Regions from separate parts of the Homo sapiens genome. Here region 2 is linked to region 1. The links are chromatin loops, found by intact Hi-C in ENCODE. Cell type or tissue: CD4-positive, alpha-beta T cell. All regions are shown on one strand. Each heading gives the region's core, and the rest is flanking DNA. Links, peaks and the distances in the headings are about the cores only.

Region 1 (16,740 bases), core at 7,108-15,107:
GTTTGCATCTGCTATTGTTGATGCCTGGTGCATGAATCAGGACTCCAGCCCACAAGTTTTCCCAGAACTTTCTTATGGCCATCATCTTTAAGTGTCTGGTGAACAGTCATAGTTTGGTACACAAAAGGGTCAACCTGGGGGATGGCTAGGGTTTGACTCAGTCGTTACATTTCAATAGAGCAGGAAGGGGAAATGGTGGCCTGTAACCTCAGGGAATTTTGCCAGTTGGTCCACCCCACTCTCTCTCTCCTGCTCTGAGGAAGTGGCACAGCCTAGAACAGCACCACAGGTGAGAGAAATGCAAACCCTAACCAGAGAAGCAGACTCTTTGCCAGTAGTAATAGTTCAGGACCACCACCAGCTTTTATTAAAATTTTTAATAACACTCAAGTATTGGCAGAAAGAAATAATCTTGGGTTAACTATAACTAGAATATTGACTCTTCCTCTGTGGAAGAATCAGCCAATCACATTTGTTTACATCAGTTCCCCTGAAGAAGAAAAATACACTGATGTTGCAGCAAGACAAATTTAAGCTAGATGTAAATAACTTCCTTTAGCCTGTAATGCTAGGCTAATTACATATTGGAACTATTTTTTCAGGGAAGAATTGTGTAGGGTTTCAGGGAAGAATTCTGAAGAAAATATAGAGCTGAAATGATCTTGCAGCTCACTGAAACTGCAGGGTTTAGATCCACACTGATACTCGTTCTATTATCACTGTAATGAAGGCTGATGGAATAAGTAAAAATGTTTTGTATTAGTATGTTTTTACACTTATTTGCAAGGCATAAATAGGTTAGGTTTTGATCTTAATTTAATTCTAACATGTATTGTGCACAAGCTGTGAGCAGTTTTCAGGAGTTAGGTATCTGGCCATGACTGATTTTTCAGGAGTTAATCATCTGGTAGAAGGGTCATACACAATAGGAAGATGTGTGTGACAGGTTGTGATCATTACTATAATCACACAGAGAGCTGTAGAATTTTAGGCTGGCAGGGTGGCTCACGCCTGTAATCCCAGCACTTTGGGAGGCCAAGGCAGGCGGATCAAGAGGTCAGGAGATGGAGACCATCCTGGCTAACACGGTGAAACCCCGTCTGTACTAAAAATACAAAAAAAAAAAAAAGCCAGGCGTGGTGGTGGGCGCCTGTAGTCCCAGCTACTTGGGAGGCTGAGGCAGGAGAATGGCGTGAACCCGGGAGGTGGAGCTTGCAGTGAGCCGAGATCGCATCACTGCAATCCAACCTGGGCGACAGAGGGAGACTCAGTCTCAAAAAAAAAAAAAAAAAAAAGTCATGTTAGATCCAGAGGGGTAGCAACTGGGGCTGGGCTGTCAGTCAACTCAGTCAACTCAGTCAACTCTGCTCCCCCACAGGAGATGCCAGTGATGCATTTTCATGGCCAACATTGTCAGTCAGCATCATTGAATTACTCCTGATTATAGAGACACAGCTGCAAACGATTCCCCATTAAATATGATGTTTCTTGCAATGTTTGGAAGGTACTCCTTTTTAGTAAGGGAAATCCCCTCTTCTGGCTTGCTGAAAGTTTTTTCTTTCCATTTTAAAAATCGTGAATTCCTTTTTGCAATATTGAGGTGGTTATATGGTTTCTCTTCTCTAATCTGTTAATATGGTGATTTAATGGTTAGAAATTTTCTAATGTAAATTCCACTCATATTGCAGAAATAAACCTAAACTGAGCATGAGGCTATATTTTTTATTTGCTTCTATATTTGGTTGCTATACAGTATTATGTTTAAGATTTGTTCACATATATTTGTGAATGGGATTGGACTATTTTTCCTTCTTGCCGATTTTTATCTGGTTTTTAAATTAAGGATATTTTAGACTTATGAAATATTTGGCAAACAATCCTTGGCAAGTAATTTTTTGGGGAATTTGTTTTGGCTATTTTGAGTATTACCCAATATATTTTAATTAAGTTATTCTTAATGTTTTCTTAATTAAAAAAATTACCTACTCTAGAGATATTCTTTATGTACTCCAGATTTTGTCTATTTATACCACTTTTCTTTTTTCCTCGATGAGTGTCATAGATGTTCATCTATTTTTTTATCTTCTTTGATCTTCTCTTATTCCTTGTTTCTATTAACTTCTGAAGTTTATTATTTTCTTTTTTCCACTTCCTTATGGTTTATTCTTTCAATTTTTCTCTAACTTCTTAAGTTGGGTGTTTAATTTTTAGCTTGCTTTGCTTTTTTAGGATAAGCATTAAAACTACAAATTTTCCTTGTTATTCTTTTGCTGCACCCCAAATTGTTGATATTTCTATTGTCTAATTTCTATTCAATTAGAATACTTTAAAGTTTCTTTTTGGTTTTTAAAAACTAACTTTTTAAATTGACAAATAAAAATTGTGTATATTTATTGTGCACAGCATATGGCTTTGAAATATATGTACATTGTGGAATGGCTAAATTTAGCTTATTAATGTATGCATTATCTCACATACTTATCATTTTTTGTGGTGAGAGCTATGTGACTTTTGAACTTATGAGTTATTTAAATATTTTTAAATTATTAAGCATATTGGGATTTTAAGTAATTTACCTTTTTATTATTAACTTATAACAAGTAGAACAGTTAACCTGTATGATTCTACATCATTGAAATTTATTGACATTTGCTTCATAGTCTATTATATGGTCTACTTTTGTTCATGTTACATCTGTAGTAGAATTGGCTAATAGTTGAGTAAAGTACACATATGTCTATGAAATCAAGTGTAATCCAGAGAAAAAGAGAAATTTACTGAATATATTGTTCTAGGTGCTATTATATGTTGTCATGTTTAATCCTCACCACAATTGTATGAGGCAGCCATAATTAATTCCACTTTACACATGAGGAGCCTGAGGGTTAAAAAAAAAGCTAGCTCTACTATTTGTAAAGAATGAAGCAAAGATACAAATGAAGGCCCACATATCCTATAACTAGATATTTAAGCATTTTAATTCAAGCTTTAAAACTGCTAAATAAAATGTGCTCCAATTTCTATATTGACAGACATACCTTCCTAATGAGCTGGGGTTCGAATTTAGAAATCTTTGATGCTTCAGAGTCCACACTGAAATGTGGAGGCACATAGTGAGTTGGTCCCCAGCCTTCAGTCCACCCACCTTCTCTTTACTAAATCACCTTTCACATACATGTATGAACACCCCAGCCTCCAAGTCCAAACCCTAAACAAAATGGGACACCCTTGTGCATACACAGAGACACAGCCCATCCTCAGGAAAACCTGGAAAAGTCCATACAAGTTCTGGAAGCAAGCTTGGGACGGTTTCAGTAGTGTGGTCTATAAGGGAGGCCTCAGAAGACAGGTTTTCTTAATTCTGTGAACTTCTCCCACAGTAGAAAGGGTGCTGGAGGAGGGTCAGAGTGAGGACTTCTAAAGCATGGGTCCTGAGTAGGGGCCACTCTTGCCCAAGTCTAAGAAGGGTACTAGAATAGCACACTACTACTAGATACTAGAACCCAGATACAAGCACAGGTCTTCTGAAATTAATAATAATAATAACTATTACCATTATTATACCAGTAGCTGTCATTTATTTAGTGCTTATTATTTGCCAGTCACTGTTCTAAATTCTTTACATGTATTATACAACTGCCATATAACTGCCATATGAGGGATGTACCCTCATTGTCACCATTTTACCGATGAGAAAACTGGCATAAAACGTTTAAGTAACTTGTCCAAGTTACAGAGCTTAGTGAAGCCACAATGTTGCTCAATTTGCTCTCAAACTTCAAAGGGATGGGAAGGACACCTAAGTCATAGAGTCTTTAAGAATCAGAGCTAGAAGGAATCTTAGATGTTATCTAGTCAGCCTCCTCCCATTACAGTCCAAGAGAAGATGGCCCTGAGTTACTTGTAGCTATTTTTGCATGTGAATTGCAAGTGAATATACATTCTACTGAAGATAAAAGATATTTAAAGATATCGCTGGATATAGGAACAGTGGTTTTAAATCTCTAGGCTTTAACTTTTCTCAGAACAAGAAATCCTTTTTGGTTTTAATCTATATGCACATCTGTATTTTTCTCAATTATCGGGTAGTAAAATATAACTTTTCTTCTGTAATATTTTTTAACTTTAATGAGTGTTCCTCATAATAGAAAAGTTTGGAAACCATTGCTATGGGTATATACTTTCTAAAGGGATAGTAATTTCTCTAGAATATTCATTTAATGCTCCAGAAGTAATTAGCACAATTGTGCAAGTCTGTGCATCATCAACTATACATTCTGCCTGTTTACTCCAAATCCACATGAAACTGATTATACAGTCAAAGGCGAGCCCAGTGGAGAGGCATTTTTGGAGACTTCCTGGTACATTGAGACAGGGTCGGCCAGTCTGCGTTAGGGTCTTGGTCAAAACTGCATTTCTGAAACTAAACTCAGATTGCTTTCTTTTAAGGGGTCAGAACTGATTCAAATCTACATTTTTAAAAGCCTTAGATGTGGGGCTTTTCCTATTCCCAGTCTCCGCTATTGGTCTTTGTGAATCCACAGGCAATTTGGCCACATCCTTGACTCTCTCTTATATTAAGAATTAAACAGCTAAGTTCATGCAGAGGAAATATAACAAAGGAGGGACTTTCCTACAAGATCTTTGAAAAATGGAACATTTGCATAAGTCATATTTAGCCAGAACTGTTGTTTTATATTTTCCTTTCTGAATACTTTGTTACACCTCCTCCCAGCCAACCCCCCCCCTCCCTGACCCCAACTAGTCAGAGACCAAAGCCTTCACAATGGTTTACACTTGAACCTTCCTGGCCCCACCCTCATCATCACGCCTGAATAATTACATTCACTGACTGGTCTCCCCTGCTTCCGTTTATCTCCACTCCTAAACCCTCTGACACCTTAATCTTCCCAGAATACCATTGTGATCCTGTTCCACTCTTGCTCAAGTTTTCCCAGAAACTAGAGTACAAACTTTATAAGCTTTAGAGTTGAAAGCCACTCTATCTCTTTTTCATCCCCAGGTCTCTGCCAAGGCAGTATAACCTGTCCAACATCTCTAACTTCAATACCTTTGTCTTAGATACTAGACTCTCCTCCTGGTTTCTAATTAAACCTGATCTAGGATCTAATTTTGCCTCTGAATTCTGTTGCCCTTTGCCAAGTGATCTCTTCCTCCTCTGAGCCGCAGCATCTCTGAGCTTGCACACTTAGCATAGCCATAGCACACACAGCCTTAGCTTGCAGTTCAGGGTGTTTACCTTCCCTCCCCTTCCAGATGCTGGATCCCCAGGGATAGGAACTCTGCCCTTATGTGTCCATAGCCCCTGGTAGTATGTCTTGCAGTCGTACATTTTCAGCAAATGTTTAATTGGTTAATTGAAGACAACTGTCCCATGCCTTAAGCCTCTCTTTTTGCTAAACATGCCTGTGTCCTTTGTCATTGAACAACTATTTTGATCTATTTTCTTCCTGACATAGGGGTCAGTTCCGAGGATGCTGAAATCAAGAGACATAGCTTATTCTCTCAAAATTGCTTTCAAGAGTGATTTTGTTGTGAATTGAGAACTGGCTGCCTACTTTTGGACTACCCACTTCAGCAAGAGTGTTTGAAACCAAATCTATTCTAAGTAATTTTTTATTCCCTTTTCTCTATGGCATTAGACACACAGCTCTTTTAAACTACCTTTCGTTATCTATTAAACAGACATTCAGTAACTCTATAGACACTGTCTAGCTATATGAACTTAGACAAACTAATATCTCTGAGCTTCAGTTTCTTAAAATTTAAAATGAGGACAATACCATCTATGGCCGGGGATTAAATGCTATGAGGAATGTAAACCAGATGTCAGGTACCATCTCTCTAAAATCCAGATAAAATGAATTAAAAATACTGGCCGCAAACCCTCTCTAAGAGTTCTCAAAATTCTCAGAGAGCTTAATTTTCATGCTCACCATAGCACCGATTTTCTTCTAAATATTTTGTTTCTACCAAAATATTTTGTCCCAATTTTGCCTTTTATGGCTATTTCTTCATATCCACTTTCCCAAACTAAAGAAGCAGCCCCTTCACCTTAAACTCCTCCTTCAAAGCAACCTAAATACAGGTCTGGGTTTGTATTCCTAGTGGGATGTTACAGAGGTTAGTGTGATGCAGAGGAGGAGTCATGCTGTTTAAATCCATACTAGTCCCCAGAGGCCAGGCTGCTTCTGCCACCCCTACCCCTCCCGCCACAGAGCTCTTCAGCTTCTCACATTTCTAGTTCTTCTCTCTCTACTTTCATTACCTTCTCTCTTTTTTTTTTTCTTCTCATGTGCTCACGGGAGCAGAGAAAATTAACTCCTCTAAGTTTTCTTAACACAGAGTGCCTTAATTACATATTACTATTGTTTGAGTTCCTGCCAACACTACGTCTGTAGGGTCACACCTGCTATATTAGAGGCTTATCAAAAAAAGATAGCTTTCTCCTAAAAAGGGATTTGGATGCCTACTAAGATAACTGGATGCCAAGATAAGTTTAACCTAACAAACTTTATTATTATTATTATTATTATTATTAGAGATAGGTACTTATTCTGTCACCCAGACTGCAGTGCAGGGATGCAATAATAGCTCACTGCAGCCTCAAAGTCCTGAGTTCATGCAATCCTTCTGCTTCAGCTCCCTGAGTAGCTAGGACTACAGGCATATGCTACTCTGCCCAGCTACTTTTAAAAAAATAATTAGGGATGGGGTCTTGTTGTATTGCCCAGGCTCGTCTCAAACTTCTGGTTTCAAGCAATCCTCCTGCCTTTTACCTCCCTAATTGTTGGAGTTACAGGCATGAGCCACAGCACTCAACCAAGATTTAAAAACTTTTAAAAGAAATCACATTACTTACTGTTATCATCATTATGGTTACTACCAGTGTTAAAACAATTGGTATTGAAAACACCACTACCAGATCAAGCTTCAAACCAAGATGTCAAGTAAATATTATTGTCAGACCTCTGAGCCCAAGCCTGCAGGTATACACCCAGATGGCCTGAAGCAAGTGAAGAATCACAAAAGAACTGAAAATGGCCGGTTCCTGCCTTAACTGATGACATTCCACCATTGTGATTTGTTCCTGCCCCACCTTGACTGAGGGATTAACCTTGTGAAATTCCTTCCCCTGGCTCAGAAGCTCCCCGACTGAGTACCTTGTGACCCCCACCCCTGCCCACAAGTGAAAAACCCCCTTTGACTGTAATTTTCCACTACCCACCCAAATCCTATAAAACAGCCTCACCCCTATCTCCCTTCGCTGACTCTCTTTTCAGACTCAACCTGCCTGCACCTAGGTGATTCAAAAGCTTTATTGCTCACACAAAGCCTGTTTGGTGGTCTCTTCACACAGACCATGTGACATTTGGTGCCGTAACTCAGATCGGGGAACCTCCCTTGGGAGATCAGTCCCCTGTCATCCTGCTCTTTGCTCCATGAGAAAGATCCACCTATGACCTCTGGTCCTCAGACCAACCAGCCCAAGGAACATCTCACCAATTTTAAATTGGGTAAGTGGCCTCTTTTTACTCTCTTCTCCAGCCTCTCTCACTATCCCTCAACATCTTTCTCCTTTCAATCTTGGCACCACGCTTCAATCTCTCCCTTCCCTTAATTTCAGTTCCTTTCTTTTTCTGGTAGAGACAGAGGAAACGTGTTCTATCTGTGAACCCAAAACTCCAGCACTGGTCATGGACTTGGAAAGACAGTCTTCCCTTGATGTTTAATCACTGCAGGGATGCCTGCCTGATTATTCACCCACATTTCAGAGCTGTCTGATCACTGCAGGGACGCCTGCCTGGATCCTTCACCTTAGTGGCAAGTACCACTTTGCCTGGGTGGCAAGCACCACCTCTCCTGGGGGGCAAGCACCACCTCTCCTGGGGGGCAAGTACCCCCCAACCCCTTCTCTCCATGTCTCCACCCTCTCTTCTCTGGGCTTGCCTCCTTCACTATGGGCCACCTTCCACCCTCCATTCCTCCCTTTTCTCCCTTAGCCTGTGTTCTCAAGAACTTAAAACCTCTTCAACTCACGTCTGACCTAAAACCTAAATGCCTTACTTTCTTCTGCAATACCGCTTGACCCCAATACAAACTCAACAATGGTTCCAAATAGCCTGAAAACGGCACTTTCAATTTCTCCATCCCACAAGATCTAAATAATTCTTGTCGTAAAATGGACAAATGGTCTGAGGTGCCTGACATCTGGGCATTCTTTTACACGTCGGTCCCTCCCTAGTCTCTGTTCCCAATGCAACTCATCCCAAATCCTCCTTCTTTCCCTCCTGCCTGTCCCCTCAGTCCCAACCCCAAGTGTCGCTGAGTCTTTCCAATCTTCCTTTTCTACTGACCCATCTGACCTCTCCCCTCTTCCCCAGACTGCTCCTCCTCAGGTCGCTCCCCGCCAGGCTGAATCAGGCTCCAATTCTTCCTCAGCGTCCGCTCCTCCACCCTATAATCCTTCTATCACCTCCCCTCCTCACACCTGGTCCAGCTTACAGTTTCATTCTGTGACTAGCCCTCCCCCACCTGCCCAACAATTTCCTCTTAAAGAGGTGGCTGGAGCTAAAGGCATAGTCAAGGTTAATGCTCCTTTTTCTTTATCCAACCTCTCCCATCTCAGTTAGTATTTAGGCTTTTTTTCATCAAATATGAATACCTAGCCCACTCCATGGCTCATTTGGCAGCAACTCCTAGACATTTTACAGCCTTGGACCCAGAGGGGCCAGAAGGTCATCTTATTCTCAATATGCATTTTATTACCCAATCCACTCCCAACATTAGAAAAAGCTCCAAAAGTTAGACTCCGGCCCTCAAACCCCACAACAGGACTTAATTAACCTTGCCTTCAAAGCGTACAATAATAGAGTAGAGGCAGCCAAGTAGCAACATATTTCTGAGTTGCAATTCCTTGCCTCCACTGTGAGAGAAACCCCAGCCACATCTCCAGTACACAAGAACTTCAAAATGCCTAAGCCACAGTGGTCAAGCATTCCTACAGGACCTCCTCCATCAGGATCTTGCTTCAAGTGCCAGAAATCTGGCCACTGGGCCAAGGAATGCCCTCAGCCTGGGATTCCTCCTAAGCCATGTTCCATCTGTGTGGGACCCCACTGGAAATCGGACTGTCCAACTTGCCCAGCACCCACTCCCAGAGCCCCTGGAACTCTGGCCCAAGGCTCTCTGACTGACTCCTTCCCAGATCTTCTTGGCTTAGTGGCTGAAGACTGATGCTGCCTGATCGCCTCAGAAGCCTCCTGGACCATCACAGATGCTTTTGGTAACTCTTACAGTGGAGGGTAAGTCCGTCCCCTTCTTAATCAATGCAGAGGCTACCCACTCCACATTACCTTCTCTTCAAGGTCCTGTTTCCCTTGTCTTCATAAATGTTGTGGGTATTGATGGCCAGGCTTCTAAACCCCTTAAAACTCCCCAACTCTGGTGCCGATTTAAACAACATTCTTTTATACACTTCTTTTTAGTTATCCCCACCTGCCCAGTTCCCTTATTAGGCTGAGACATTTTAACCAAATTATTTGCTTCCCTGACTATTCCTGGACTACAGCCACATCTCATTGCTGCCCTTCTTCCCAACCCAAAAGTGGCAACTCCTTTGCCACTTCCTCTCATATCCCCCTACCTTAACCCACAGGTATGGGACACCTCTACTCCCTCCCTGGCAACAAATCACACCCTCATTACTATCCCATTAAAACCTAATCACCCTTACCTGGGTCAACGCCAGTATCCCATCCCACAACAGGCTTTAAAGGGATTAAAGCCTGTTATCACTTGCCTGTTACAACATGTCCTTTTAAAGCCTGTAAACTCTCCTTACAATTCCCCCATTTTACCTGTCCAAAAACTGGACATGCCTTACAGGTTAGTTCAGGATCTGTGCCTTATCAACCAAATTGTCTTGCCTATCCACGCCATGGTGCCAAACCCATATACTCTCCTATCCTCAATACCTCCCTCCAAAACCCCTCCATAACCCTTATTCTGTTCTGGATCTCAAAACATGCTTTCTTTACTATTCATTTGCACCCTTCATCCCAGCCTCTCTTCACTTTCACTTGGACTGACCCTGACACCCATCAGCCTCAGCAACTTACCTGGGCTGTACTGCCGCAAGGCTTCATGGACAGCCCCCATTACCTCAGTCAACCCAAATTTCTTCTTCATCCATTACCTATCCAGGCATAGTTCTTCATGAAAACACACGTGCTCTCCCTGCTGATCATGTCCAGCTAATCTCCCCAACCCCAGGACTGGCAAATTGACTTTACTCACATGCCCCAAATCAGGACACTAAAGTACCTCTTGGTCTGGGTAGACACTTTCACTGGATAGGTAGATGCCTTTCCCACAGGGCCTAAGAAGGCCACCGTGGTCATTTCTTCCCTTCTGTCAGACATAATTCCTTGGTTTGGCCTTCCCACCTCTATACAGTCTGATAATGGACAAGCCTTTACTAGTCAAAGCACGCAAGCAGTTTCTCAGGCTCTTGGTATTCAGTGAAACCTTCATACCCCTTACCGTCCTCAATCCTTAGGAAAGGTAGAACTGATTAATGGTCTTTTAAAAACACACCTCACCAAGCTCAGCCTCCAACTTAAAAAGGACTGGACAGTACTTTTACCACTTGCCATTCTCAGAATTCGGGCCTGTCCTCGAAATGCTACAAGGTACAGCCCATTTAAGATTCTGTATGGACGCTCCTTTTTATTAGGCCCCAGTCTCATTCCAGACACCAGCCCAACTTGAACTGTGCCCCAAAAACTTGTCATCCCTACAATCTTCTGTCTAGTCATACTCCTATTCACCATTCTCAACTACTTGTAAATGCCCTGCCCTTTTTTACAGTGCTGATTTATACTTTTCCTCCAAACCATCATAACTGATATCTCCTGGTTTTACCTCAAACCGCCACCCTTAAGTCTCTCTTAAAGTGGATAGAAGATCTTCAGTGACAAGGTACACTCCAATACTTTCACCCTAATAAAGCCCTATTCTTTACTTTTATATTCACTCTTATTCTTGTTCCCATTCTTATGCCACTCTCTACCTCTCCCCAGCTATCTCCACCACACTATCAATCTCACTCACTCTCTCCTAGCCATTTCTAATCCTTCTTTAACAAACAATTGCTGGCTTTACAATTTCTCTTTCCTCCAAAATCACCGAGTCCTCAATTTACTCACTGCTAAAAAAGGGGACTCTGCATATTTTTAAATGAAGAGTGTTGTTTTTACCTAAATCAATCTGGCCTGGTATATGACAACATAAAAAAAACTCAAGGATAGAGCCAAAAACCTTGCCAACCAAGCAAGTAATTATGCTGAACCCCCTTGGGCACTCTAATTAGATGTCCTGGGTTCTCCCGATTCTTAATCCTTTAATACCTGTTTTTCTCCTTCTCTTATGCAGACCTTGTGTCTTCCATTTAGTTTCTCAATTCATACAAAACCGTATCCAGGCCATCACCAATCATTCTATACGACAAATGTTTTAAGGGAGGAGACCACCCCTCATATTGTCTTATGCCCAATTTCTGCCTCCAAAGAAAGAAGTAAAAATGAAAAGGCAGAAATGAAATCCACAGGCAGACAGCCTGATGCCACACCCTGGGCCTGGTGGTTAAGATCAACCCCTGACCTAATCAGTTATGTTATCTATAGATTACAGACATTGTATGGAAAAGCACTGTGAAAATCCCTGTCTTGTTCTGTTCCTCTAATTACCAGTACACGCAGCCCCTAGTCATGTACCCCCTGCTTGCTCCCCCTGCTTGCTCAATCAGTCATGACCCTCTCACGCAGACCCCCTTAGAGTTGTAAGCCCTTAAGAGGAAAAGGAATTGTTCACTCGGAGAGCTCGGTTTTTGAGACATGAGTCTTGCCAATGCTCCCAGCTGAATAAAGCCCTTCCTTCTTTAACTCAGTGTCTGAGGGGTTTTGTCTGTGTCTTGTCCTGCTACAGTTTCATCTAACAACCCCATAATATCACCCCTTACCACAAAATCTTCCTTCAGCTTAATCTCTCCCACTCTAGGTTCTCACGCCACCCCTAATCCTGCTCGAAGCAGCCCTGAGAAACATCGCCCGTTATCTCTCCACACCACCCCCAAAAATTTTCACTGCCCCAACACTTTACCACTATTTCGTTTTATTTTTCTTATTAATATAAGAAGATAGAAATGTCAGGCCTCTGAGCCCAAGCCTGCACGTATACATCCACATGGCCTGAAGCAAGTGAAGAATCACAAAAGAAGTGAAAATGGCTGGTTCCTGCCTTAACTGATGATATTCCACCATTGTGATTTGTTCCTGCGCCACCTTGACTGAGGGATTAACCTTGTGAAATTCCTTCCCCTGGCTCAGAAGCTCCCCCACTGAGCACCTTGTGACCCCCACCCCTACCCACAAGTGAAAAACCCCCTTTGACTGTAATTTTCCACTACCCACCCAAATCCTATAAAACAGCCCCACCCCATCTCCCTTTGCTGACTCTATTTTTGGACTCAGCCCACCTGCACCCAGGTGATTCAAAAGCTTCATTGCTCACACAAAGCCTGTTTGGTGGTCTCTTCACACCGACACGCGTGATAATTATTATATTACTTTTAACTAAAACCCTTTCAGAGTCTCGCAGGGAAGGCTGTATATATCTCATAAAATGTTGGGGCCCACTGGATCAGACAAGGCCACAAAGGCCAAAGGGAAGTAAAGATCTCATTATTTCTCCTAATAATTTCCCTGTCCTTTGTCATAAATGGTGGGTAGGCTGTTATGGTGATGGCAGATTTTCTTTCCATAAAATGTCCATAATAGGACATTTGAACAGAAGGGAAAAATCAAATTGCTGAAGTTGAAAGAGGGCAATGCAAAGAACTTTGGAGAAAGAACTGTACAGAGAAGTCAACTGGCAGATGGGAGGAAGTTTAAGGGGAAAAATATAGATGTCTAAAGAATACATTTATTCATTTTCCACAGTGCAATTTGGACAAGAAGCCTCTTTCTTGCTTCTTTCTATTCTCATTAAATCATTAGAGCTCAAGCAATCCTTCTGCCTCAGCTTCCCGACTAGCTAGGACTACAGGTATGTGCTACTATGCCCAGCTAATTTTTTAAAAATTAGATTTTAATTTGGTGAACTATTTCTGTAGGAAACTACAATAATACAGCCCAGGCACATTGATCTTGGGTGAACAAATCAGAAGGAATGAATAATTCTGTGTTCCTGGGACTCTGACAATTTCATGAACTTGGTACTCTGAGTAAAGCATAGGAGGAGTTATTTCATAAAATGTGGAGCACAATCATGTGACAAAGATAATGGGATCCCCATTTCATAAATAAATCTGAAGTTCAGAGAGAGTAACAACTGGCCAGGGTCACATCACGGAGACAGAGGCAGGGTTCCCACTGATGCCTCTGACTCCCTGTCCCAGGCCCTTCCTCCTCCCGCAAGCAGAAGTGCAGGGGGCAGAGCTGACCCTGTGCAGTGAAAATCTGAGGGCTGAGTTCCTATTGGAACACAAGTGAAAGACTTCCTGGCTTCTAATCTCAGGATAAGGACTCAGAGCTCCATCTGTTCCAGCCTTAGGATAAGAACCAGAATCTTACACCATGAAAGCATGAAAGGTAAGATTTGAGTGAGGAAAAAAAAAAAAAAAGTCTGTGTTTCAGATTCAGTTCACAAAGCAGTTTCATACTTAAGGTACCATCACAATAACCCTGTGGGGTAAGCAAGGCAAATTTCATTCTTGTTTTATGGGCATAGGAAGTAAGTCTCAGGGAGGTTAAGACCAAGGTTTCTGGAGAATTTTATATTATGAATCTTGATTTATGGGATTACTATTATGTAATTCCTAAGATCATATAGGAATCCTAGAGCTTGAATATAGAACTTTATTTTTAAATCTATATACATCATAATTACAAGGAGTAGTGTCCATTTGGGTTCCTTGGCCCTGATGTGTTAGTGGAATAAACATTTTTGTCAGGGTTGCCATGTGTGTCTGTGCACGTGTGCACTGTACACCTCCAGGGGATGTACCCTAAACCACATGAATGTGATTTGCACATCCAAGATTTACAGTGTACTATAGGGAGAATCTTTTGCAACAGCTTTTGCTATAATACAGAATCTGAGATGTCTTTGAGAAAGAAAAGTGTAATCATTACCAAAAAATTATTCTCATAATGTGTGCAAATTTGTATGAAATCTATATTGGCCATGGGACAAGGAGGTATTTCCAGCTAGCTTCTGAAAGGGCTCTATTCTCTCATAAGAATTCAGCTGTTGACATTAGGTGATATCTGCCCAGGTCATCAGATGCCATAGAGAAAGAGGGTTTGCTGAAACTTATATCAGCAGTGCACTGTATGCTCTTTCTGATTTATTTGAACATTCATTTATTGAGTGTCAAGTAATGCACTAGATACTCCAGGGATCTGACACAAACTCTGCCCTGAAGGAGCATGTAATCTCACTGGGGAGAAAACAAAACATATGATAATTTCAAAATAACAAACTAGGCAAACTAGTTAACACTTAAAAAGCAGGCTTTATTCAAATGCAAAATTGCATGTTACAGGGTAACCTTTCAGTAAGAAGCCAGGAAGAGGAGCTCATCATGGGTTGGATTAGTAAAGGACTAGTTATAAAAGAAGTGGTGGGGTTGAGGGAGGCCTGAGATGAAATTTAAAGAATATGTAGAATCTAGGTAAGTGGATAAAAGGTCTGGGGGCAGGGGAAAGGAGAGCATTTCATTGTGAATCAAGGAATTTCTCCACCTGTTTTAACTCTTCCATATGACATCAAAGAGATGTCACTTGCAGCTAGCATTTCAGTGATGTTTTCTTACTAATAATATCGTGATAAAAGAAACATTGACTATAAGAAATAGGAATGGGTCTCATAAAAGGAAACAGCAAAACCCCCAAACTAAAAAACAGCGCAGGCTATTTCTCTCTTCTCTCCTTTTGCTTGGCACTCATGAGATGCTAGGTGTGGAAGTCAGCCAACTGAAAAAGAGAGGTGGCTGAAGAAGGTGGGGAGGCTGAAGCCAGTTAAATAGGATGGTCCAATTCACAGACGGCGAGGCTACAGTGCAAATAGGACTCTTTCAACTTGAGCAGGACCCCATTACTTCACTGGAGTTAGAAAGAAAGGAGAGCGTAGACTTTTTGAACTTTCTATAAGAGTGTACCTCCACAGTATACAGAAGACGACGTGAAATTTGATCTGCAAGAAAACTGAGTCCATATTCACATATGTATCAAATTTGCACTTCATTTAGAAGTGTCTGTCATCAAGTACAGCACTGAATTGAAACTGAAAACAAGAGTCAAGAAAGAGCAAAGTCAGCCATCTTTATATTCCACATGAATCCTTTCCCTTTATGGTCTTATTTGTTTCTCCTCAGAAAAGACAAAAAGCTGAGCTGTATAAACACCTGTGGGCTGGGGGTTGAGGGATAAATGAGGGGCGAAATGGAAGCTGAAGGAACTGTTGGTCAGGTAGAAATCTTCCCAGATGCACTGAAGGAAACACACTTCATGTTTGACGTAGGAGGTGCCACCACACAAAACGTTTCATGGAAGGATTTAAAGGATCTCATGATTTTTAGTATTCCAAGAATTTTCTTTCACCAAGGGCGATTTAATATGGGTCATTCATACTGAAAGAAAAACAAAAGATAATAAGAGTTTAAAAATTGCAAAACTTGGAGTGTTAGTAGTAAAGGTAAATATTCATTAGAGATGAGAAGAGGAGCAAGGAAATGCTTTCAGCTGGAAATCTCAGACAAGAGGCCAGGCTTTAGGAACCTCTGAAGATGAACAAATGTAAGCAAACCCTAGTAGCAGCACTTCTCAGATTTTCATGTGCTTACCACTCAGAGATGGTGTTAAAATGCAGACTCTGATTCAGTAGGTCTGAGTGGAGCCTGAGATTCTGCACCCCTAACAAGCTCTTTAGTGATGCTTATGCCACTGGCGCACAGACCCCACTTGGAGAAATTTTTGTGGTGCATACGGTCTTTGTCTCCAGATCTAATGAGTCTGAAGGACAGTGTAGATTGATTTTTTAAATTTATGTTTATTTTAATTTAATTTAATTTAATTTATTTATTTATTTATTTTTGAGATGGAGTCTCACTCTGTTGCCCAGTCCGGAGTGCAGTGGCACGGAGGCAGCTCATGCAACCACGGCCTCCTGGGTTCAAGCGATTCTTCCGCCTCAACTTCCTGAGTAGCTGGGAATACAGGCACGTGCCAGCACACCCAGCTAATTTTTGTATTTTTAGTAGAGATGGGGTTTCACCACATTGGCCAAGCTAATCTCAAACTCCTGACCTCATGATCCACCTGCCACGGCCTCCGAAAGTGCTGGGATTACAGGCGTGAGCCACCGAGCCCAGCTGTAGATTGATTTTGAGCAGTGGAAAGTCAAGGAATTAGAAGGCATGCTTAAATGGAAAGTGAAATTGGAGAAAATTTAAACTCATGAAATAGTGGTGGTTATAAACTCGTGATAAATTATATCCTGGGATATAATTTAATGAGATGGTAACACATTTAGTTTAAAGAAATAAGTGACACTTTTTTTGTGTGACACAACTGTCTTATTCTTGGAAAGGACAAGGAGAGAATGAAATATGGTATGTCTTCACAGCACCTTTCAAAGGGAGAACCAGATTCTGAG
Region 2 (16,740 bases), core at 5,704-13,703, 50 kb before region 1:
GGACATCAACACTTAGAATCCAAGCATATATTTAATTTAGACTACCAATTGCCATTATTTTGAGTAAAATATTAGCATTAAAAATAAAGTACGACACTTAAAATTTTTTAAAAAGTCTATTGGATCAGAGATGAGTTATATCTCTACAAATAGTGAGGATTTGCTCTGTATTTGACTTCATGAAGTTTCTGATTTACTTTTTAATCAAAAAGATTAGACACCTTGAAGACAATATAATGAATGTCATTTATAAAACCACTGTGTGCCTACTCTCTAGGTTTAGGTCCAGGGTTTTTTCTAAACACAGTTTTTTATGTAGTAAGTCATTTTGATTTTTGAGGATTTGATCAATAAGCTTCTACTTAAAGATCTCTGAAGATGCACATTCTAAGAGCTGGTGGCTAGCCCAGGAGAGTCTGAACTATTTTAGTTGCATTTTGAAAAACAGGTAATGAAAAGAAGAGTAAGGACTGGAAGCCACATAAGGTGGTTAAAAGGTATAAATGGACGAAAATCCAGACCTGCTCCTTAGCCCACTAAAACTTTTTTTTTGTTTTGTTTTTGAGACAAGTCTTGCTCTGTCACCCAGGCTGGAGTTCAGTGGTGTGATCTCAACTCACTGCCACCTCCACCTCCTGGGTTCAAGAGTTTGTCCTGCCTCAGCCTCCTGAGTAGCTGGGATTACAGGCACATGCCAACATGCCCAGCCAGTTTTTGTAAGTTTAGTAAATATGGTGTTTCACCATGTTGGCCAGGCTGCTCTTGAACTCTCGACTTCAAGTGATCTATGCGCCTCGGCCTCCCAAAGTGCTGGGATTACAGGCATGAGCCACTGAGCCCGGCCATAGCCCGCTAAAACTTTGACAAACATCAGTGCAATTTAACTATAAGTTCCCAATCAAGAGCTACTCCTCTGAGATCTATCTGATTGAAAATACCCCACCAGAAAAACCTTATCCTCATTTTCTCAGGTCCTAAAAGTTAATTAAAGCCACTCTCTGAACTTGAAGCAAAATTTACACAGGCAGTTTGAGGTTTCTGAATCTTTGGGGCCAAATGTGCTCAGAGGAAAAGGAAGAGGTCTTGTCTTTGAAATATTAAAAACCATTCCAGGGCTGGGGCCTTAGCACTTCGCTGTAGAGCTCAAGCCTAATTTCAGGGTACCAAGAGAGGGGCTTCTGAACATAAAGCCCAGGAGGCAATCGAGAAGGGTTCTTACCCTGGGATCCACATGGAGGTCTGGGAACCTCCTGTGGTTGTCTCTAAAGGTTGGTGTTTATGTCGATGTTTTTGCTTTCATCTGGGAAAGACAAGTTGTAACTTTCATCAAAATCTCAAAGAACTCTCTGATCCAATAAGTTCATACCTTTGAAATAGAGGAGGATGCCAAGGAGAGTAGAAGGAAGAGAGGAATAACTGCTCATTTAAGTTAACCAATTCAGAAGTATGACATGCAAAAAGACAGGACAAAAGTAATTCATATCCTTAGGTCATTGTGGTTCAAACTTAAGACAGGCTCAAACTCCTTCCTCTTCTCTTTATCATACTCTTATTCCTGTTTTCCCCAACACAGAAACCCACATTATAAGTACTTGAAAAGTGTGCTATAGTAAAGCAAAGCAGTAGGATGAATCAGGTGTATGCGGTACTTTTTTCTGGAGTCCCACAGAAAGGTGCTCAAAAACAGAGACCTGCCTGGTTCCTCCATAGCCACAGACTGCAGGATTTCGGACCCTGGGACTATGTGGGATACTCTTGGAAAGTCTGAGGAAAATTGGAAGTAGCTTAACCATGTGCATTTTATCTAGGTGCATATAACATTGCTGAGTTCAAAATGCCTAGCTATCCTTGGATCTTCCCTGAATTAGAAGTAGCCTAACCACGTGCATCTTATCCATGAGCATATAACATTGCTGAGTTCAAAATGCCTAGCTATCCTTGGATCTTCCCTGAATCCTAAACCCCACTATTCCTAAGAATTTTCTTTTTATTGTAACAATAATGGCTAACATTTACTAATCACTTACTATGTGTCAGGCTCAGATCTGGATGCTTTTCAGCAAAATCTTATTTAATCCTCATGATGAAACTATAGAGTATTATTACTATATCCATTTTATAGAAGAAGAAACTGAGTCATTAACAAGATTGAGTCTTAGGGCAGAAAAGGAAACTATGTGGATATTCCAGATCAGTCCCAGAAGATTCATAGGCTCACAGAAAGAAATGGGAGGGATGGGGATGAGAAACTATTCAATTGTAAGCTTGTCCCAGGGCACCTACCCAGTCTTCCATTTATTCCATCATTTATCCCAGAGAGAAGTACAGTCTTGGAAAATGGGGTGACAGGTTTACCATGATCTATTCTCAGAGAGCCCCTATAAATTCTAGTAGGAGGAACAGCAGCTGCGGAGCCAGAGGACAGGCCCCAGATCCCAACATCATGTAGCCTAACAGTGAAGCTTAGATAAAACACAGCCTCTGTAAACCACGATGGCTTTATTTGTAAAATAGAAATAGCAACCTCAACTCACAAGGGTGTTGGGAGGGTCAAAGTGGACAGCAAGTTTAAAAGTACTCACAAAATCTAATAGGCAATTCAACATAAAACTCCATGGCTATCGCTGTTCCTCACTTTCTGAACCTTTACCTGCCTGACTTTACTCCATACCACTCCAACTCACTTCAACCACTTCCCATGCAGAAAAAAATAAACTCACCATCTCCTCTGTGACTCTGCTGGTTTTCTGCCTTCTGCCCAACCCAGACTGCTTACAGTCTCACTGCCTCCCCTCAGTGTCAGGCTGTTTAGAAAAACAACTTCCTATTCACATTCCAGAAACTCACCACAGCCCTTCCCATGAAGTTAGAATGTTGATAATGCAAGAGTAATGTTGGCAGCTTAGAAATAGTGGTTGCCAAGAGGCAAGGGGTCACCCCCTTCCATGGAAGATGGTCTGGAGGCAGGCGCAAGGTGAATTACTCCTGGATATCCCAGGCTGAGCAATGTGGGAACAGTACACACACAAAGGTTTCCTTGGATTATGATATAAGCTCCAATTTAAAGTAGTACATTTGGAAAACATGCTTTGAATTAATTACAATGTGATTTTCCAGTGCCCATTTTCCAGTAATTATGACATGTCAGTGAATGTTTACTATTCCGGCAGCCTTCTGAGGGAAAGAAGCAAAATTAGTAGCACAAAAAAAAATAGAGAGAAATGGAAAAAGCCACTAACAGTTTTCTGGCGCTTGGGAAATTTTATTGGTAAGTTTCAAAATGACGTATTAAATAGACATAGGTCATGTGAAAGGAATTCTGCTTCTTATATCAGAAATAAAAAGGTATACAAATAGATACCTTTTTATTTTCCTCTTCCCATGGGATGTGTAGGACCAAAAAGCTGTTGGCATAGTGGTTAAGACTTCAGCTGTGCTGTTAAACTGCCCGAGACCCATCCTGGCTCCTCTTCTGGCTATCTACTGGGCAAACTACTTAAGCTCTCTATGCCTCTGTTTCCTCAACTGTAAAACAGAATAACAGAACTTGCCTCACCGGGTTGTTGTAGGATGAAATGAGTTAATATGTACAGAGTGATTGAAATGACACTTGGCCCACAATTGATGCTCAACAAATGTTAGTGATTATTATTACTTTTCAGATTGATCTCAGACAGCAAAATCAAGTATCAAGTATTTAGTTTCAAGTCAGAAAGCCATAACTCCTATTTATACTCTTGGAATTCTATTGTACAGTAGTAGGTATTATTCTTCATTCACTTCATGATGGTTACAGCTTGTAAATAGGCATCTCATGGATAAATTTAAAATGGAATGAAGTAGAAACATTGGAAGAAAGTCTAAAGGTAAAGATGAATTAGGGTATATAAGGCTGCATTTGCACGTTGGAATTTGGGACCAAGAAGAAAAAATTAATTATATAGTAGAAGTAGAAAAGATGGTGAAGGAAATGCTGTTGAAGGAATGACTGTAGGGGAATAAGGGAAACTTAGAGAGAGGAAAAAATGAGGAACTTCTTGGCAGCATGATGCAGTTCAGAGTCCAGACCCTAGAGTCAGACTGCCTGGCTCCACCACCTACCAGCTGTGTTGGGCGTTACTAATCTCCCTATAACTCAGTTTCCTCAGTGATGTGGTTTGGCTGTGTCCCCACCCAAATCTCATCTGGAATTGTAGCTCCCATAATTCCCACAGGTTGTGGGAGGCACCTGGTAGATCATTGAATCATGGGGGTGGTTTCCCCCATACTGTTCTCATGGTAGTGAATAAGTCGCATGAGAGCTGATGGTTTTATAAGGGGAAACCCCTTTTGTTTGGTTCTCATTTCTCTCTCTTCCCTGCTGCCATGTAAGACGTGTCTTTTGCTTTCTACCATGATTGTGAGGACTCCCCATCCACGTGGAACTGTGAGTCCATTAAACCTTTTTTTTTTTAATAAGTTATCCAGTCTCGGGTATGTCTCTATCAGCATCATGAGAACAGAATAATACACTCAGCAATGTGAATAATAAGGATAATAATCACCAAATACATAGACATGTAAGGACCATTAAATGAATTTAATGTGTTTGGAACAATACCTATCACGCTGTTAAGTGTAAGTTTAAGTGTTGGCTATTATTCTATAAGACTTGCCTCCATGTCTTTCTGTTCTTACTTTCACTCACCAGCCCCTCTTTTTGGCATTGCCTCATGTTAGAAAAAATATATATAGTCTCAGATGGGGATGAGGAAGTGTGGTATGTAGACTAGTAGGTTCTTTTTTTGAGACAGGGTCTCACTCTGCGGCCCAGGCTGGAGTGCAGTGGCATGATTACTGCTTGCTCCAGCCTTGACCTCCTGGGCTCAAGCAATTCTCCCACCTCAGCCTCCTGAGTAGCTGGGACTATAGATGTGTGCCATCACTACTGGCTAATTAAAAAAAAAAATCTCTAGAGATAGGGTCTCTCTATATTTCCCAGGCTGGTCTTGAATTCCTGGGCTCAAGTGATCCTTTCACCTCAGCCTCCCAAAATGTTGGGATTACAGGCATGAGCCACCATGCCCAGCCTGGTAGTTTCTTATTTATAATAAGTTTGATATTAATAAGTTCAATTGATCATATGTTTTTAAGTTTGATATTGTTAAATTTTAGTGAATATAAGGAAAGCATAAAAAGATTCCTATGCAGGTGACATTAGCAAGATGGTGGAGTAGGAGATGTCAGCCTTATGCCCCAACAAAAAAACAAACATAGACAGTTATACACAAACCAAAATAGCCCTCACAAGGGTGGGGAGTTGGGGGATGGGGCTCAAGAGCCTGTTAAAGAATTTGGAACAACACAATGGAGAAAAGAAAGAATATCCATGTAGAAGAATCACCGGTGAGACTGGCATATATGAGACACCAGGAGATAGCTACGAATAAAGAAATTTGTAGGCTATCTGTGTCAGTCATGTGACACAGAGCCACTGAGGCCCCCAGTGTCCTGCTCCACAGAGGACACTGGCATCTTTTATCCAACAGCCATTCCCATAGCAGGATGCTAAAAAGGGAAACACAGTTGCACTACCCCTCACACCCCCTCACCAAGAAGCAGCTATTGTTGCACTGCCCCAGGACTGGGGCCAGGGTTACCACCTCTCACAAGTCTATGTGTGTTCCTGATCCCCAAAAGTTGTGGCTGCTCTACAGATATTCACACTCTGGACTGTGGCTCTGTGGCTGCAGTGCACCTCCTCATGTCTCAGACACTGGAGTCACTGCTGTTGTGAACTAGATCTCACCCTGGGACCCCAAGCCAAGTTCTCTCTGTGAAAGTCTTTGCTCCAGACACTAGTTCAGCCACTGTAGAAAGGTAACCCATATTCTCAACTCCAGAGCTGCTGTAGTAATGTGCACACCTGCGCTCCAGACCCTGTCTCTGAGGCTGTACTACACACACCCACACCTCCAACACCAGAGCCACCACTATAGTGAGCTAGTGAACACCCTGGGTCCTAGAGTCAAGGTTTCTCTGTGCCTGTCCATGCTCTAGTCACCAGCTCAGCCACCAAGGAGAGCTAGCCCACACCCTGGATCCTGGAGCCACTGTAGCTCTGCGTATGCATGCAGTAAAGTCCCTGGCTCCTTAGCTGCTTTATAAGTACCTGCATTTTACACACCATTATCAATGTGATAGTAAGTATGCCTGTGCCTTGGGCACTGGTACCATTGCTACAATTGAATCTGGTGCTGTGGTCCCTCCATGCATGCCCATGCTTCAGGCCTTGGCTCTTGGCCACTCCATGGGCACTGTTCATCAGACACCAGTGTCACCACCACCAGGAGCAGGCCTGCAAGTTAGACCTAATTCCAAGAGGGATGTCCTCAGTCATGACTTCCCAGGTGGGGAAAAAAAGAGATATGGAGGACTTGTCACAATTGAAAACCTCAACAGCCTCATTGCCACTGTAGATACCCACAGTGTTGGCCTCTAAGGATCCCTGTAGTATTCACTAACACCAACCTCAGCTGACAGATCTGCATGGAGACCACACAGCTTTGCCCCTACTGAAGTCAGAACTTTTGCATCCCACCCAGCCAGCATCCTCGCATTATTCCACATAAGAAGGTATTTCTCCACCAAAGTCAGCCCATACAGCCTGAAATTGGGGCAGATCCACCAGATGCTCAGACAGCAGTGTAAGGCAGCAAGAAACATGAAAACCCAAATTAAAATATCACCACCTAAGAAACACAATAATTTCCCAGTAGCTGACCCAAAAGAAATGGAGTACTACAAATGGCCTGACAATGGATTCAAGATAATTGTTTTTAAAGAAGCTCAGTTACTTTGAAGCAAACACAGAGAAACAATTTGGTGAAATCAGAGAAACAATAAATGCACAACATAAGAAATGTAACAGAAAGATTGAAATCATAAAAGAAATTGGAGCTGAAAAATATAATGAATGAAGTGAGAAATGCAGTAGAAATCACCAGTAGCAGACTTGATCAAGCAGAAGAAAGAATCTGTGAACTGAAGACAGGTTTTTGAAAATATACAGTGAGAGGAGAAAAAAGAATGAAAAGAAATGATGAAAGCCTACAAGATTTATGGGACAGCATCAAGAGAGCTAACATTCAGCCAGACTCAGTGGCTCATGCCATAATCCCAGCGCTTTGGGAGGCCAAGGTGAGTGGATCACCTGAGGTCAGGAGTCAAGACCAGCCTGACCAACATGGTGAAACCCAGTCTCTACTAAAAATACAAAAAAATTAGCCAGGGATTGTGGCACATGCCTGTAATCCCAGCTACTGGGGAGACTGAGGCAGCAGAATCTCTTCAACCTAGAAGGCAAAGGTTGCAGTGAGCTGAGATCATGCCACTGCACTCCAGCCTGGGTGACAGAGTGAGACTGCATCTCAAAAAATAAAAACAAAAATTAAATTAAAAATTAAAAAAGAGAGCTAATGTTCACATTACAGTAGTTTAAGAAGGAGAAAATAGAGGAAAAGGGGGTCAGAAAGCATATTTAAAGATTGCTAGCTGAAAATTTCCCAAATCTGAAATAAAATATTAATATTCAGGTACAGGAAGCTTAAAAATCTCCAGTCAGGTTCAATCCAAAAAAGACTACACCAAGACATAATAATCAAACTATCAAAAATCAAAGACAAAGACAGGATCCTAAAATCAGCAAGAGAAAAGAAGCATATCACAGACAAGAATTGCAATAAGGCTATCACAAGATTTCTCAGCAGAATGCTTCTAGGCCCAGAGAGAGTGAGATGATATATTCAAAGTGTTGAAAGAGAAAAAACTGCCAACCAAGAGTCCCATCCTTCAGAAATAAAGAAGAGATAAAGACTTTCCCAAACAAATAAAAGCTGAGGTAGTTCATCAACACGAGACCTGCCTTACAAGAAATGTTAAAGGGAATTCTTCAAGCTGAAAGAAAGGGATGTTAATTAATTACATGAAAATCTACGAAAGTATAAAAGTCACAGGTAAAAATAAAAATACAGTCAAATTCAGAATTTTCCAATATTATAATTGTGCTGTATAAATCACTTATATCTTTAGAATGAAGGTTAAAAGACAAAACTATTAAAAATAATTATAACCACAATAAGTTAACAGATACACAATATAAAAGATGTAAATTATAACATCAAAAGCATAAAGTCTGAAAAATATTAAAAACCTATAAAATGTGGAGGGAGAGTAAAAGTGTGGAGTTTTTTTATCCTTGAAGTTAAATTTTATCAGCTTAAAATAGCCTGTTATAACTATTATATGTTTTATCTAAGTCTCACAGTAACTACAAAGCAACAACATCACATTAAAAGGATTATTCACCATGATCATGTGTAATTTACCCCTGGGATGCAAGGATGGTTCAACATAAGAAAATCTATAAATGTGATACACACATTAGCAGAATGAAGGACAAAAGCCATATAATCATCTCAATATATGCAGAAAAAGCATTTGACAAATTTTACCATAATTTTATGATAACAATTGGTAAAGAAGGAATAGTGCCCTCAGGCAATAGGAAGGAATAATACCCTCAGGTGTGGAAAGAAAGTAACTTCAACAAAATAAAGGCCATATACATAAGCCCACAGCTAACATTATAGTCAATAGTGAAAGGTTGAAAGCTTTTCCTGTAAGATCAGGAGCAAGGCAAGGATATTCACTTTTGCCACTTCTATGCAGCACAGTACTGGAAATCCAAGCCAGAGTAATTGGGCAAGAGAAAGAAATAAAAGACATCCAAATCACAAGAACTTGTCTATGATTTCAGACAACATGATCTTATATATAGAAAACCCTAAAACATGATCTTATATGTAGAAAACCCTAAAGACTTCATAAAAAAAAACTTTTAGAACTAATAAATGAATTTAGTATAGTTACAGGATACAAAATCAACATGCAAAAATCAGCAGTGTTTCTCATACACTAACAACAAACTATCTGAAAAAGAAATTAAGAAAATAATCTCATTATACCAGCTACAAAAAAACACACTTAGGAATAAATTTAACCAAAAAGATAAAAGATCTATATACTGAAAACCATGAAACAAATTGAAGAAGACAAAGGAATTGAAAGATATCCCATATTTATGAATTTGAAAAATTAATATTGTTAAAATGTCTATACTACCCAAAGCAGTCTGCAGATTCAATGTAATTCCTATCAAAATTTCAATGGCATTTTTCAGAGAAATAAAAAATAACAATCTTGAAATTCATATAGAACCACAAAAAAATCCTGAATAGCCAAAGCAATCTTAAGCAAAAAGAACAAAGCTAGAAGCAGCACACTGCCTGATTTCAAAATATACTACAAAGCTATAGTAATTCAAACAGCATACTGGCATAAAAATAGATACTTAGACCAATGAAACATAGTAGAAAGATAAGGAATAGATTCATGCATTTACAGTCAATTGATTTTTGATAAAGATGCCAAGAACATTCAATGGTGAAAGGAGGGTCTCTTTAATAAATGATATTGGGAAAACTGGATATCTATATAAAGAAGCTTGAAATTGGATTCTTGTCTCACATACATAAATCAAAGGAAAATGGATTAAAGACTTAAATATAAGTCCTGAAACTATAAAACGATTAGAAGAAAACACACATAAAAAGCTCCATGACAGCTTGCAGTGAGCCGAGATCACGCCACTGCACTCCAGCCTGGGCGACAGAGCAAGACTCCGTCTCAAAAAAAAAAAAAAAAAAAAAGCTCCATGACATTAATCTTGGCAACGACTTTGTATATGACCACAAAAGCACAGGCAACAAAAGCAAAAATAAACAAATGGGATAACTTCAAACTAAAAAGCTTTTTCCAAAGCAAAGGAAACAATTGACAGAGTGAAGAGACAACCTATGGAGCTGAAGAAAATATTTACAAACCATGTATCTGATAGAAGATTAATATGCAAAATATGTAAGAAACTCAATTGCAAAATGCACACACACACTCGCGTACACACACACACACACACATATAACTCAATTTAAAAATGGGCAAAGAACCTGAATAGACATTTCTCCAAATAAGACATATAAATGGCCAACAGGTATATTTAAAATATTTGACTAATCATCAGGGAAATGCAAATTACAACCACAATGAGATATTACCTCATACCTGTTAGAATGACTACTATAAAAAAGATGAAAGGCTGGGTGCAGCGGCTTATGCCTGTAATCCCAGCACTTTGGGAGGCCGAGGCTGGCGGATCACGAGGTCAGGAGATTGAGACCATCCTGGCTAACGCAGTGAAACCACGTCTCTATTAAAAATACAAAAAAATTAGCCACGCGTGGCGGAGGGTGCCTGTAGTCCCAGCTACTCAGGAGGCTGAGGCAGGAGAATGGCGTGAACCTGGGAGGCAGAGCTTGCAGCTTGCAGTGAGTCAAAATTGCACCACTGTACTCCAGACTGGGTGACAGAGCGAGACTCTGTCTCAAAAAAAAAAATAAAAAGATGAAAGATAACAAGTGTTGGTAAGGATGCAAAGAAAAGGGACCACTGCACACTGTTGCTGGGAATGCGAATTGGTAGAGCCATTATGGAAAATGGTATGGAGTTTCCTCCATATGACACAATCCCACCACTGGGTATGTAGCCAAAAAAAAAAAATGAAATCAGTATGTCAAAGAAATGCTAAACTCCCATGTTTTTTGCAGCATTATTCACAATAGCCAAAATATGAAATGAACCTAGGTGTCTGTCAATGGACAAACGGCTTTCAAAAAAAAGTGGTATATACACACAATGAAATACTACTGAGTCTTTAAAAAGAAGGGAATCCTTGGCTCAGCACTGTGGCTCACGCCTGTAATGCCAGCACTTTGGGAGGCCGAGGCGGGCGGATCATCTGAGGTCAGGAGTTTGAGACCAGCCTGACCAACATGGAGAAACCCCGTCTCTACTAAAAATACAAAATTTTCCAGGCGTGGTGGCACATGCCTGTAATCCCAGCTACTCAGGAAGGCTGAGGCGGGAGAATCACTTGAACTCGGGAGGTGCAGGTTGCGGTGAGCCAAGATCGCGCCATTGCACTCTAGCCTGTGCAACAAGAGTGAAACTCCGTCTCAAAAAAAAAAAAAAACCCAAAAAAGAAGAAGGAAATCCTGTCATTTGCAACAACATGGATGAACCTGTAGGACTTTATGTTAAATAAAATAAACCAGGCATAGAAAGACCAATATGTGATCTCACTTATATTTGGAATCTAAAAACACTGAACTCATAGAAGCAGAAAGTAGAAAGGTAGTTACTAAGGACTGGAGGTGAGGTGTGGGAATTCGGAAGATGTTGGTCAAAGGATACAGAGTCTCAGTTAGGAAGAGTAAGTTCAAGAGATCTATTGTACCACATGGTCACTACAGTTTATAACAATGTATTATATACAGATGATTCCTGACATAAAATGTTTCAACTTAGGATTTTTGACTATATCATGGTGCAAGAGCCATATTTATTCAGTATAGATTTATGATGGGGTTATGCTTGGATAAACCCATTGTAAATTGGAAATATCGTAAGTTGAAAATGCACTTTCAACTTTCAACATTTTCAGCTTATGATGATGGGTTTATCAGGATGTAACATCATTGTAACTTGAGGGGCATCTGTACTTGAAAATTGCAAAAAGAGTAGCTTGTAAATGTTCTCATCACACAAAAAATAATAATGTGAGGTCACTGATATGTTAATTAGCTTAATTTAGCCATTTCACAAAAGTATAGATATATCAAAACATTGTGTTGTACACCATAAATATATATAATTTTTATTTATCAATTACAGTTAAATTCATACATACATACATATACACATACCCACCAAAAATAAAGAAAAAAGAAAATGAAAAAGAAGAATCTCTAGGAATAGGAATGAGAAGAAAAAACTGAATTTGTTTAAAAGCTACTCAGGCTCAATACCATTTTCTCATATGGATATAATCTGTGTAGAAAATTTGGGTTGTCACTAAAAATGGGATATAATTCCAATATAATTTAATTAGTAGTGTTATATATCTGGTTTGTATTTTTTTTATGTCTTCAGATTATACCATACATTCCCAGAGGGCAGGGATCCTTTCCTATATTAATCTTCCATCACCTGAAGTATCTAGCAGAGGGCAGAGAGACACTCAGCAAATACTTGTTGATTCATTGGTTGATTCATTAGACCCCAAGGGGACACAATGAAAGTGCTCCCTCCCATGTTCCTCTCTGAATTCTATTTATCTCATTACACTGGTGCATTCAAATACACAAGAAATAGCTAAGTCCCTTTGAGACTCCTGAGAGTGTGCTAGCATAGGGATTCAGTCATGAGTATATCTCATGAAGCCCATGGTTTTGTTGGGGGTGGGGGAGCAGATATTAAATAAAAATCACACAAATAAATTCAGGAAGAAAAGAATGTGGTACAATGAAAGGGCATGATAGGAATTGGAAAACTCCTTTAAGAGAACAGACACTTCTCAAAAGAAGACATTTATGCAGCCAACAGACACATGAAAAAAAATGCTCGTTATCACTGGCCATCAGAGAAATGCAAATCAAAACCACAACGAGATACCATCTCACACCAGTTAGAATGGCAATCATTAAAAAGTCAGGAAACAACAGGTGCTGGAGAGGATGTGGAGAAATAGGAACACTTTTACACTGTTGGTGGGACTGTAAACTAGTTCAACCATGGTGGAAGACAGTGTGGCGATTCCTCAGGGATCTAGAACTAGAAATACCATTTGACCCAGCCATCCCATTACTAGGTATATACCCAAAGGATTATAAATCATGCTGCTATAAAGACACATGCACACGTATGTTTATTGCAGCACTACTCACAATAGCAAAGACTTGGAACCAACCCAAATGTCCAACAATGATAGACTGGATTAAGAAAATGTGGCACATATACACCATGGAATACTATGCAGCCGTAAAAAATGATGAGTTCATGTCTTTTGCAGGGACATGGATGAAGCTGGAAACTATCATTCTCAGCAAACTATCGCAAGGACAAAAAACCAAACACCGCATGTTCTCACTCATAGATGGGAATTGAACAATGAGAACACTTGGACACAGGAAGGGGAACATCACACTCCAGGGCCTGTTGTGGGGTGGGGGAGGGGGGAGGGATAGCATGAGGACATATACCTAATGTAAATGACGAGTTAATGGGTGCAGCACACCAACATGGCACATGTATACATATGTAACAAACCTGCACGTTGTGCACATGTACCCTAGAACTTAAAGTATAATAAAATATATATATATAAAGAGAATGACTTTGGAGCTGAGGTCTAGGTTGGGAGAACTTTCTAGGCCAGTCAAGGTTTGGAGCAAGCAGCCTGGGAGCCTAGAGACAGCCATGGTGGCCTTGGGGCAGGAACAGAGGCTAGAGATGTAGGGAGGGCCTTGGCTATGCCAGGTCTATGTTAAAATTGAGTTTTCACATGTGCCATCTGTCATTAGATCAAATCAGAGACAGTTATTTCTTCAGGAAAATTTCACCTGCAAAGCTGTTTCCTCCACTCAGAAGACTAGGGAACTTTGTAAATAATAGGTTATAGGAAGACAAGTTACAATTTAAAAAAAAGAATTTACAGCTTTTTTTCTTTACTGTTAATATATGTTCATTGTGAAAAAATACATTGAAAGTTCAGAAAAGCACAAAGAAGGGGAAAAATTGCTCATAATACTGTCACCAATGAATCTGAATCACATTGTACATTGTTTTAAAATATGCTTTTTAATATTCAGTGATATATCATAAACCTTTTTGATGTTTTAAAATATATTTCTGTTCTAGTTACAACTAAAAAACTCCCAAATATATAAGTAGATATAAGTATAACTATACACATGGAGATATAGATATACATATAGATAGAGATACAACATAATGATGAGGAATGAAGATAAATTCAACCTCCCCACAGCTTAATGTCCTTAACAAAACTTCCCAGGGAGATGGAACACTTCTGGTCCATTTGCCTGAAGTGTCTGTCCCTTTCCTAATGTTCTCTCCCCTTGTCATGGAAAAAGATGCCAATTTTCCCCATACAGCTTTAGAAAGGTATCTTATACAAGTTTCATGAACTCGTGACTCTGCTTGCTGAAATGCCATTTGAATTGGCCTGTGGTATTATGCTCAAACATTTCTTTTCTTTATCTTTGCTCTCCAGTTTTTGAAAGGGAAGGAAAGGCAAGGAAATAAGTCAACTTAACAAAAGTCCCAAACAGTAAACATGAACTTTGAAAAAACTGTCTTCCTATATATCCTTAAATAGAAATAGGATCCTCAGGAAACACTATACATTTCCATATTTATACCCACTTAGCCCCACTTCATGGTTCATTTTTTCATTTTATATATTTTTGTGAGGGCCTGCTCTGTGCTATTATCTAAGCTACGCTCTGATCACACAAAGATGAATAAGACAGAGTCCCTGTCCTGAAGGAGCTCGAACACCTGTGGAGAAGTGAGCATATAAACAGATAATTATAGACAATGTCAAGGAGTCAATAAACACAGTCCCACAAAAGGGACTCCCACAAGAGACCCACAAGAGGCCATCTGACAGTCTGATAGTGGGGGTGGAGAGATGGTCAGAAAGGGTGTGGAGGAGAAACCCTTGAGCTGAGTGAAATAAGTTGGATTCTTTGGTGCAAACTCAATGGTTAAACTTGCACACAAGGAAAATGCTCTAAAATCAACAGACAAATTAGGAAGTGGTTTTTCTCCTTAAAAAAAGTTCTATCCTTCCCAAAGCATACTGTGTCTGCACGCTCCGATCACCAAAAGGCTGTGATAACCACAGAAGGGTTATCACCCATTCTAGAATACTAGAAACATAGTCACATGGGTGATCTATTTATAAATGAACACCATGATAGATTATTTAAAAGTCACTGAGGAAAGGAAGCAGAGATATTGTTATATTTATGAGCTGACATTATTCTTGGGCCAGACCCTGGCTACACATTTAAAAAGCTATATCTCATTTAATACTCACCACGACATCATGAGGTAGGTTCCATCTGCACAACTGGTCTGTCTACTTAGACAGTATTTTGATGTCCATTTTATTTAAAAGGAAATTGAAGATTAGAGCGTTAACTGTTTTCCTCAAGATGGCACAGTTGTTAAGTGAAATAAATGGGATTCAAATTTAAGTGCACCCCAAATAATACTATATTAAAATATGGGATTTTTCATTAAACTCATTTAAAAGTGCTCATTTTTGTTAAGAGAAGAGGTCCTTCAGAACCCCTTCCCTTAGTTTTCTGGTGAGCTCTATGCTAGAAATCTCTGGTAATTAAAGATGAATTAAAAGTAAGACTATATCAAGCTACTTCTTGTATCTGTGTCAGGACACAGAAATCACATCTCAGGGCAAGATCTTCTGTTATTAAGTCTGCTTGAGTCAAAATCACCTTGTTTACACAGGGAAGCTTTGGTCAGTTTTCTGGGCAATCATTTTTTTGTTTTTTTGTTTGTTTGTTTTTGAGACAAAGTCTCACTCTGTCACCCAGGCTGGTGTGCAATGGCTCAATCTCGGCTCACTGCAACCTTCGCCTCCTGGGTTCAAGCAATTCTTGTGCCTCAGCCTCCTGAGTAGCTGGGACTACAGGTGGGGAAAGTATTTTTGATCTGGAAATGTGGGGCAAACATGAACATGCTTCAATTCGTAAGAAAAAAAGCCTAGGTTGAATGGGACGTAGAACTGGCTAATTTCTGAGTCCCCACCCAATCATTGAATTAAAAATTATGCGGTTAAGAGTTTCCTGAAACCTTCCTGGTTGACTTGTCCTACTGTTTCCCATGATCAAAGGTAATAAAAGACTAAATAGCTAATAATATTCATTTTCTTTAATGCATTCAGGGGAATGTTACCTCCAATGATGATTATACCAGGTCTCTGCAATCATTCGTTCTTTAGAGATACATCTCTGAAATTACAAATAGATATCAAATTTATAAAAACATGCATTAAAAATTTTCATTGAAACATTTATTAAAAATTAAAAATGCTAATTAAGCATTTAGAGGCACATCCCATGGTTTATGAAAGTGTTTCTCCAGTTTAATTTTTTGCTTAAAAATCAACTCATAATGGATAAAAGACCTAAACATAAGACCCAAAACCATAGCTCCTAGAAGAAAACACAGGAGGAAAGCTCATTAAAGTTGGTCTTGGCAATGATTTTTTGGATATGACCCCAAAAGTTGAGGCTGCAAAAGCAAAAATGAATAAATGGAATAATATCCAACTAAAAAGTTTCTGGACAGCAAAGGAAGCAATCAACAAAATGGAAAAATAGCTTACAGATTGGGAGAAAATATTTGAAAACCATATATCTGATACGGAGTTAATATTCAAAATACAACTCAATAGCAGAGAAGGAAATAACCTAATTTAAAAATGGGCAAAGGACTGAATAGAGATTTCTCCAAAGAAGACATAAAAATGGGGCCAAGGGCAATGGCTCATACCTATAATCCCAACACTTTGGGAGGCCGAGGTGGGCGGATCACTTGAGGCCAGGAGTTGGAGAATAACCTGGCCAATATGGCAAAACCTTGTCTTTACTGAAAATACAAAAATTAGCCAGGTGTGGTGGTGCACTCCTATAGTTCCAGCTACTGGGGAAGCCGAGACATGAAAATCACTTTAACTGGGAGGCAGAGTTT

What was found. Peaks named below come from ENCODE experiments on the same cell type or tissue, not always from the same donor. Only the 100,000 strongest peaks of a DNase experiment are listed, where the experiment ranks them.
Region 2: it touches region 1 in a loop (2.3-fold over the local background); 6 of 110 quality-filtered maps call a loop at or near these places.

The regions. Positions count from the first base shown.
Region 1 is chr1:169,676,088-169,692,827 of GRCh38, forward strand. It overlaps SELL (selectin L), which reads right to left. Exons shown (of 9, transcript NM_000655.5): 9 at 14,580-15,715. The coding sequence ends at 15,697. LOC107985745 (a long non-coding RNA gene) reads left to right here. Exons shown (of 3, transcript XR_007066727.1): 2 at 7,382-7,538; 3 at 7,669-7,845. Among named protein-coding and RNA genes, the nearest start is that of SELL, 27 kb to the right of the region's middle. RefSeq lists an enhancer at 4,398-4,647. In CD4-positive, alpha-beta T cell, for the core only: no CTCF peak of the experiment used is centred there; no DNase peak of the experiment used is centred there; H3K4me3 peaks cover 509 bases; H3K27ac peaks cover 3,555 bases.
Region 2 is chr1:169,627,352-169,644,091 of GRCh38, forward strand. It overlaps SELP (selectin P), which reads right to left and starts at 2,773. Exons shown (of 17, transcript NM_003005.4): 1 at 2,721-2,773. The coding sequence starts at 2,723. In CD4-positive, alpha-beta T cell, for the core only: no CTCF peak of the experiment used is centred there; no DNase peak of the experiment used is centred there.